Regions from separate parts of the Homo sapiens genome. Here region 1 is linked to region 2. Evidence: read pairs that join two places in POLR2A ChIA-PET (ENCODE). Cell type or tissue: Caco-2. All regions are shown on one strand. Each heading gives the region's core, and the rest is flanking DNA. Links, peaks and the distances in the headings are about the cores only. Region 1 holds the start of CYP27A1 (cytochrome P450 family 27 subfamily A member 1). Region 2 overlaps STK36 (serine/threonine kinase 36).

Region 1 (4,388 bases), core at 219-4,218, 110 kb after region 2:
TTTCACTTTTGGTAGAGAAATTTGGGCTTGGATGGAGAGAACTGATTTTTTTTAAGGAAGTTTAGGACTTGAATGGCATTTTTATTTGAGTCTTCTTTAGTGGGGCTGTATACAAAGATGTTATTTACATACTGGAGTGTGGCTCTCCTTTTTAGCTCTGGCTTTCTTAACTTTTGTGTCAAGGCATTTTTGAACAAGCAAGGGCTATCCCTAAAGTCATGAGGCAGTATTGTCCTGGTGTACCATTGGGTAATAGTAGTTTCAGGATTAGTCTACTTGAAAGGAAATAAGTTCTGAGAGTCGAAGTGCAAAGGAATACAAAAGAAAGCATTCTTATGATCTAACACTGTGAACTAATTGGTGTTTTCTGGTATTTGGTTAAGTATAGTATAAGGATTTGGCACTATAGGATGTAAGAGAATTATGACCTCGTTAATGGCTCCTAAGTCTTGAACTAGATCATATATATATATATATATATATAATTTTTTTTTTTTGAGATGGAGTCTCACTCTGTTGTCCAGGTTGGAGTGCATGGCACAATCTCAGCTCACTGCAATCTCCGCCTCCCGGGTTCAAGCGATTCTCCTGCCTCAGTCTCCCCAAGTAGCTGGGATCACGTGTGCCACCACGTTTTTAAAGCATGGCCTCCTGTCCTTCCTGTCCAAAAACCAAATGAAAAATATGGTCTAGGTTGGGTGCTGTGGCTCACACCTGTAATTCCAGCACTTTGGGAGGCCGAGGTAGGTAGATCATCTGAGGTCAGGAGTTTGAGACCAGCCTGGCCAACATGGCAAAACCCTATCTCTACTAAAAATACAAAAATTAGCCGGGCGTGGTGGCGGGCACCTCTAATTCCAGCTACTCTGGAGGCTGAGACCGGAGAATTGCTTGAACCGGGAGGCGGAGGTTGCAGCGAGCCAGGATTGCACCACTGCACTCCAGCCTGGACGACAGGGTGAGACTCTGGGGAGTGGGGAGGAGAGAATTAACAAACTATATGACACAAAGGAACAAAAATACACAAGACAGGATAAGAGAGAGGAAGGATACAGGGAGAGCTAACATACATATAGCAGTTTGAAGTCCCGGGAAAGGAGAAAAAAATGGGGAGGAGCAATATTTGAACAGATAATATCTGAGAAACTCCCCAGACTGATCAAAGACATCCAGTCACAGAGTCAAGAAACTAGGAGTCCTAGAATAAATAAGTAGAAAGCCACACCTAGCAACTCAGCTGTCAGCCTAATTGAACTTAATATGCCCTTTCTTCTCTGGCTGCCTGTAAATCACCAATTTTTCAAATGCTGTTAGAACCAGCTGTACCATCCTGCTGGGTCCTTCATTCCTGGCTTGAATGTGATCTTTGACCCTGTATTTATTTTATACTTGCGTGAGTTATGTTTTTAAACTTTTTGACAACTATACTTTGAATATACATGAAACATAGGATTCATAAGACAATACTTTTTTTTTCTTCTTGCTGTACGTTTTCCGTACTATGTTACTCTTTCCATTTTATTAAAAATAATTCTGGCCATCATCTACGAAATCTGGTCTCAACCTGCAGTTTGAAATATCCTGCCTTGGCAGACGCGGCAGGGAGGTGCGTGGAGGGAGAATTGAATTAAAAAAAAAAACAACAAAACACGAATATTTAGATTTCTTTGTTCAGCGGCCCCCCTCCAGGGATCAGATGACTGGCCCCCCTCGCTCCGAACTGACTCCGGGATCAATCCGGAAGGCCATTGGGAGAAGCCGAGGGCAGCTTAGCCACGGCCGGTTCCCGTTCCCTCCAGGACGCGAGGGTCGCCTTGGGTGGGGAACCGCGACCGGGCGAGGACCTATCCCGGTGTGGGGCTTCCCGATTTCGAAAGAATCTCGCTGCACCCCCGCCCAGAGTTCAGACCAAGCGAAAAGTTATTTGAGAGGCCTCGGGGGCGCGGGGTGAGGAGTCGTGGCGGAGGCCTTGGTCGGGGCGCCGTGGATATCCCCGAGTCACCGCGTCCCTCTCCTGCAGCTCCCGCGTCGCTGGGAGGAGCGAGGGAGCGAGCGGGAAGGGGTCTAGCTGGCCTTTGCTCGGCCCTCCCCAGCGCCCGGCTTTGAACCCGCCCTGCACTGCTGTCTGGGCGGGTCCGGGGACTCAGCACTCGACCCAAAGGTGCAGGCGCGCGAGCACAACCCATGGCTGCGCTGGGCTGCGCGAGGCTGAGGTGGGCGCTGCGAGGGGCCGGCCGTGGCCTCTGCCCCCACGGGGCCAGAGCCAAGGCCGCGATCCCTGCCGCCCTCCCCTCGGACAAGGCCACCGGAGCTCCCGGAGCCGGGCCTGGTGTCCGGCGGCGGCAACGGAGCTTAGAGGAGATTCCACGTCTAGGACAGCTGCGCTTCTTCTTTCAGCTGTTCGTTCAAGGCTATGCCCTGCAACTGCACCAGTTACAGGTAACCCGCGGGGGCATCGCGTCCTGGGGATGGGAGTGGGCACCGGAACAGAGAGGCTAGAGGTGAGAAGACGTTGGACAGAAAGTGAAGGCTGCAGGAACTCAGCTGGGGACCCACTGAGGCTATGGTCATAAACTGGAAATCAGTAGGGAGAATGGGCAAAGTGCAGACAGAGCCCTTTGAGCTGAGATAAACAGGACGAGGAAGGGCTTAAATCAGGACGGCACCAGTAAGGGGGGGATCTGGACGCCGGACTTACAGTGAGCAGAGGTTGAGGAGGGAGCTGTCTTGGGAAGAGAGTGGCAGAGGCAAATGTGTAAGCTAACGGATATTATGGAATCACTAATTCTGGGCTGATATTGGCTACCACAGACTTCTTCCAAACGAAATAACTTCAGGAGGATTATAGAAACCTCTTGGTTATTTGCAAGGTAAATTTCCTCTTAGGGGAAAACACAATGCTGCATCTCAGATCGTGGAAGCAAACTCACAGACAGTAAGGAAAAGGTACTTTTTGTTATTAAGAAATCAGTCTGAGGCCGGGTGCAGTGGCTCACACCTGTAATCTCAGCACCTTGGGAGGCTGAGGTGGGCAGATTACCTGAAGTCAGGAGTTTGAGACCAGCCTGGCCAACATGGTGAAACCCCATCTCTACTAAAAATACAAACATTAGCCGGGCATGGTGGCACATGCCTGTAATCCCAGCTACTAGGGAGGCTGAGGTAGGAGAATCGCTTGAACCAGGGAGGTAGAGGTTGTGGTGAGCCAAGATTACGCCATTGCACTCCAGTCTGGGCAACAAGAGCGAAACTCTGTCTCAAAAAAAAAAAAAAAAAAAGAAAAAAAGAAAAAAGAAATCAGCCTGTAGTCTGTGTTCAGGTTAGTGGTGTTGGGGGAGAAAACCAATGTCTAATAAGAAAGTTTTATACAGCAGAACACAGAAATGAGGCAGGGATGAACAGCTCACTGCTCACTGACAGAGACCGGAAAACCCAACACTGACCAATGTTGGAGAGGATTTAGGGAATGAACCAAAGGGGTTCATACAGGATCTATCTTCCTAATGACTATCAACAAATATGAATGCACCTACCATGTTCTAGGCATGGTTCCAAGTACTGGGATTCAGTGAGATGAGGCTTCTGCCCTCATGGGGCTTAAATGCTCCTCTGAAGAAGATGGAGGACAAAGAGATAAAGCAACAAAAAGTTAACTTCACAGAGAGAACTCTGGGGGAGAAGCTGTTCTAAGGTTGGGGAAGAGGGAGGGGGCTTCGATTCGGGGTGCCTCCACAAGGACACTTGGTTGTCAGGGACTGATAGGAGTAGGCTGGTCCTGGGCTGGGGTAGCCAACCATCTGCTGGTCATGTGTCTGTGCTGGGAAGGAGTCAAAAGTAAGGAGGAGCTGTGGGGACTGGGGACAGGACTGGCCTTTGAGGACAGCCTTGAAGATCAAGATAAGGGCCCTGGTTCCTCTGAGGGGCCATGGTGAGCTCTTGAGCAAGCATGGGGTGAAGACGGCCTGCATGGAACACTGTCCAGGCTGTGGTGTGTGTAGTAGGAGAGGTGCAGAGGGTCTAAGGTGATGAAGGCTCAGGCGTGGCAGGATCCAGGATGGAGAGGCAGATCTGAGCCACACTCCAGAGAAAACTGGAATGGAGGTTGAGGATGAGGGAGAAGATGACTCTGAGGGCAACGAAGGGCAAAACTGACTACAACCAGGGCTGCATCCTCTGCCCTGTCCTGGTGGCTGCTGTCTCTCCTGCAATCTTCCCTGTTGGGCTCATGTTTGTGAGACTTGGGGATGTGAAAATAAATAATTCAAAACCTAAGCTGTTGGAACTTTAAAATATTTTGAGCCTTAAGGGAATGTGATTATGTGATTATGGCACTCAAGTCACATAAGCAGGCTGCTGTAACCTTTGTTTCTCTGATTTTAGATTAACTT
Region 2 (4,388 bases), core at 269-4,268:
TGCCTGATAAGTCTATGATGAAGAGTGTTAAGTCATGTAATGTGTTTGAATAGTTAGCTATTATTAACATTATTGTTATTAGATACCTTTAGGGAAGAAGGGCCAGTGTAATGGTACCAGAAAGAGGGCAGTAAGAATAAAGGTTGTGGGGAGTCAGGATTTGGCACCAGGACGTAGTGGTTAGCAGTGGGATTTTGTTGCACATATCCTCCAGCCACATTTATTCTAGGCGTTTGTCTGTACCCAAGCAAGTAGGCCCCCCCTGGGATTCATTATTGCAGCATTCTCTTTCCTTCTGAGCACTCACCACTATTTGTAAGTAATCATATTTTTGAAATTATTTTATTTTTAATTGAATTTTATTTTTTGAGACAGAGTCTCGCTTTGTTGCCCAGGCTGGAGTGCAGTGGCACAATCTTGGCTCACAGCAAACTCCGCCTTCCAGGTTCAAGCAATTCTCGTGCCTCAGCCTCCCCAGTAACCAGGATTATAGCATGCGCCACCATGCCTAGCTAATTTTGTACTTTTAGTAGAGATGGGGTTTCACCATGCTGGCCAGGCTGGTCTCGAACTGCTGGCCTCAGGTGATCTGCCCGCCTCAGCCTCCCAAAGTGCTGGTATTACAGGTGTGAGCCACCACGCCCGACCACCATATTTGTTTTATCTGTCTTGTTTGTTTGTCTGACTACTTTTCTTGAAAAAAGGCATTTTGTCTTATTTAATAACAGGTAATGTGTATTGAATATTTACTATGTGCCAGGCACCATTCTGAGTATTATTTTGCATGCTTTAACTCAGTCCTCACAATAATCCTCCATGTAGATGGTGTTATTATATAGATTGTCACCTTAGTTTGCCCATGGTCAAGCAGATAGTAAATGAGATTCAATAAATTTTTCTTGAATGAATGAATGAGCAAATGAAAGAGTGATTAAACAAGGGGAACAATAACTAAGAAAGAATAGTGTGAAGCTCTGCAAGAAAGGGAAGGAAGAAAAGATTAGCAGTAATATTAAGAGAAATTTTTGGGCTTGTCAGCCAGCTGCTGTTTCTAACCTTTTTTTTCTTTCTTCCACCTCTTTAATTTCTAGGTTCAGGCCATTGCTGCCCAGTTGGTGTCAGCCCTGTACTATCTGCATTCCCACCGCATCCTACACCGAGATATGAAGCCTCAGAACATCCTCCTCGCCAAGGGTGGTGGCATCAAGCTCTGTGACTTTGGGTAAAGATTCTGAGCATCCATCTAAGCTTCCAGTTCCACACGGAATCTTTTTTTTTTTTTTTTTTTTTGAGATGGAGTTTCACTCTTGTTACCCAGGCTGAAGTGCAATGGTGCGATCTCCACTCACCACAACCTCTGCCTCCCGGATTCAAGCAATTCTACTGCCTCAGCCTCCAGAGTAGCTGGGATTACAGGCATGTGCCACCATGCCTGGCTAATTTTATATTTTTAGTAGAGATGGGGTTTCTCCATGTTGGTCAGGCTGGTCTCGAACTCCTGACCTCAGGTGATCTGCCCACCTCGGCCTCCCAAAGTGCTGGGATTACAGGCATGAGCCACTGAGCCTGGCCCCACAGGGAATCTTAGACCATACTCTTGACTTATTTGGGCCTCATTTTAGAACCGGAGCTAGAGGCTGGGACTGCTGCTGGGTCTTCTGGAACCTAATCAAAGGTGCTCCCTCTGCTCCGGTTTGGGATATCTCTATGTTAGGTAGTAGTGACCAGGTTTAGAATATCTTTTCCCTTTCCATTTCCATCCCATTATCTTCTGCAGATTTGCCCGGGCTATGAGCACCAATACAATGGTGCTGACATCCATCAAAGGCACACCACTCTATATGTCTCCAGAGCTGGTGGAGGAGCGACCATACGACCACACAGCGGACCTCTGGTCTGTTGGCTGCATACTATATGAACTGGCAGTAGGCACCCCTCCCTTCTATGCTACAAGCATCTTTCAGCTGGTCAGCCTCATTCTCAAGGACCCTGTGCGCTGGCCCTCAACCATCAGTCCCTGCTTTAAGGTAATGAATATTGAAAGGGAGATGACTTTTACATTAGAAATCTGTCTCCCTCTATCTCTGTTCCTTTTTCCAAATCCTTTTCCAGAGCTGAGGCGGGACTTTGCAGTTACTGAATTAATGGCTGTGTTATTCTGTTCTCGCATTGCTATACAGAACCACCTGAGACTGGGTATTTTATAAAGAAAAGAGGTTTAATTGGCTCACAGCTCCATAGCCTGTACAGGAAGGATGGCTGGGGAAGCCTCAGGAAACTTACAATCATGACGGAAAGCAAAGGGGAAACAGGCATGTCTTACGTGGTGGACCAGGAGGAAGATAGAGAAAGGAAAGGTGCTACACGCTTTTTTTTTTTTTTTGAGACACAGTTTTTTTTTCTTTTTTTTTTTTTGAGACAGAGTCTCGCTCTGTCACCCAGGCTGGAGTGTAGTGGCGTGATCTTGGCTCACTGCAAGCTCTGCCTTGCAGGTTCACACCATTCTCCTGCCTCAGCCTCCTGAGTAGCTGGGATTACAGGTGCCCACCACGACACCCGGCTAATTTTTTTGTATTTTTTAGTAGAGACGGGGTTTCACCGTGTTAGCCAGCATGGTCTTGATCTCCTGACCTCGTGACTCGCCTGCCTCAGCCTCCCAAAGTGCTGGGATTACAGGCATGAGCCACTGCTCCCAGCCTGAGACAGAGTTTTGCTTTTGTTGTCCAGGCTGGACTGCAATGGCGCGATCTCGGCTGACCGCAACCTCTGCTTCCCAGGTTCAAGCAATTCTTCTGCCTCAGCCTCCCGAGTAGCTGGGATTACAGGCATGCACCACCATGCCTGGCTAATTTTGTATTTTTAGTAGAGATGAGGTTTCTCCATGTTGGTCAGGCTGGTCTCGAACTCCCAACCTCAGGTGATCCGCCTGCCTTGGCCTCCCAAAGTGCTGGGATCATAGGCTTGAGCCACTGCACCCGGCCAGGGCTACACACTTTTAAACAGCCAGATCTCGTGAAAATTCATTCACTATCATGAGAACAGCAAGGGGGAAGTCCTCCCCCATGATCCAGTCACCTCCTACCAGACCCCTCCTCCAACATTGGGTATTACAATTCGACATGAGATTTGGACGGGGACACAAATCCAAACCATATCAATGCCAGAGCTGGGCCAGGCAGCCTTGCTTTTCTACTGCAGGGTCTTAATTCTGGGAGGGTGTTCTAAAGTTTGCCAAACCTGAGAATGGTAACTCCAGTTTGAGCCAGGCTATGCTTTATCACAATGAAAAGGTAATTGGAAGATACTAGAGATCGATACTGGTCCTCTTACATGCCATCTATTCCACTTACTTCCTGTCAGATGCTATGTCCACATTCTAGATGTTATCTACATAGCTTTCAGTCCAAAGCTATCAGAATGGTGAGAGCTGGTGGAGCTGGTTCAGTGATTAGGGGCAGATGATAGAGGTGGTGCCTACTCATTGTGACTAAGTCAGTAGTCTGGAGGAGGGAAGAGTAGAAGAGGAGTTGGACTTCTTTTCTATTTCTTTTTTCTTTGAGATGGAGTCTTACTCTGTCACCCAGGCTGGAGTGCAGTGGCACGATCTCGGCTCACTGCAAGCTCCGCCCTCCAGATTCACACCATTCTCCTGCCTCAGCCTCCTGAGTAGCTGGGACTACAGGTGCCCACCACCACACCTGGCTAATTTTTTGTAATTTTTAGTAGAGACGGGGTTTCACCGTGTTAGCCAGGATGGTCTCAATCTCCCAACCTCGCGATCTGCCCACCTTGGCCTCCCAAAGTGCTGGGATTACAGGCGTGAGCCACTGCTCCTGGCCTCTATTTCTTTTTTAATTAATTAAATTTTTTTTAAAATTTTTTAGAGACAGGGTCTCACTGTGTTGCCCAGGCTTGTCTCAAACTCCTGGCCTCAAGCAATCTTCCTGTCTCAACTCCTAAAGAGTTAGGATTACAAGCATGAGCCACTGCACCCAACCTTCTTTTATTTTTTATGTAGGGCAAGATTATGGATTTTCAATAGAATTTAAATGCAGTCTTCTCCCAGAGTGAAACCTTATTGTAGCTTTGCTTTATCTGAGATGAAAAGGGACAACAAATTCCTCCCCTGTTTAGTTGAGGGGGCCCGAATAATTGTCAAGAATAATCTAAATGAAGGAATCTTAAGTGGAAGCGGTGCACATAGGATATTCATTCTCCCTATGGGCAGATACTCAGGTATCTCCAGCAAGATCCATAGTTATACAGCTCACTTTGTTTTAGAACAGTGGTCATAATCTACTAATACCTCTGTTCCTATTTGAGGCCCAATTGAGGATTTCCCCAAAGATTCCTGATAAGGATAAGGTGTATCCTTTTCAGAGACTGTC

What was found. ChIA-PET counts read pairs that join two places held together with the same protein. Peaks named below come from ENCODE experiments on the same cell type or tissue, not always from the same donor. Only the 100,000 strongest peaks of a DNase experiment are listed, where the experiment ranks them.
Region 1: POLR2A ChIA-PET joins it to region 2 with 17 read pairs; 4 of 35 experiments call an interaction of 5 or more read pairs at or near these places.

The regions. Positions count from the first base shown.
Region 1 is chr2:218,779,999-218,784,386 of GRCh38, forward strand. It overlaps CYP27A1 (cytochrome P450 family 27 subfamily A member 1), which reads left to right and starts at 2,149. Exons shown (of 9, transcript NM_000784.4): 1 at 2,149-2,439. The coding sequence starts at 2,185. In Caco-2, for the core only: no CTCF peak of the experiment used is centred there; DNase peaks (open chromatin) are centred at 1,063, 2,093, 2,403, 2,573 and 1 weaker place; H3K4me3 peaks cover 1,794 bases.
Region 2 is chr2:218,674,252-218,678,639 of GRCh38, forward strand. It overlaps STK36 (serine/threonine kinase 36), which reads left to right. Exons shown (of 27, transcript NM_015690.5): 5 at 1,092-1,222; 6 at 1,778-2,027. Among named protein-coding and RNA genes, the nearest start is that of STK36, 4.4 kb to the left of the region's middle. In Caco-2, for the core only: no CTCF peak of the experiment used is centred there; no DNase peak of the experiment used is centred there.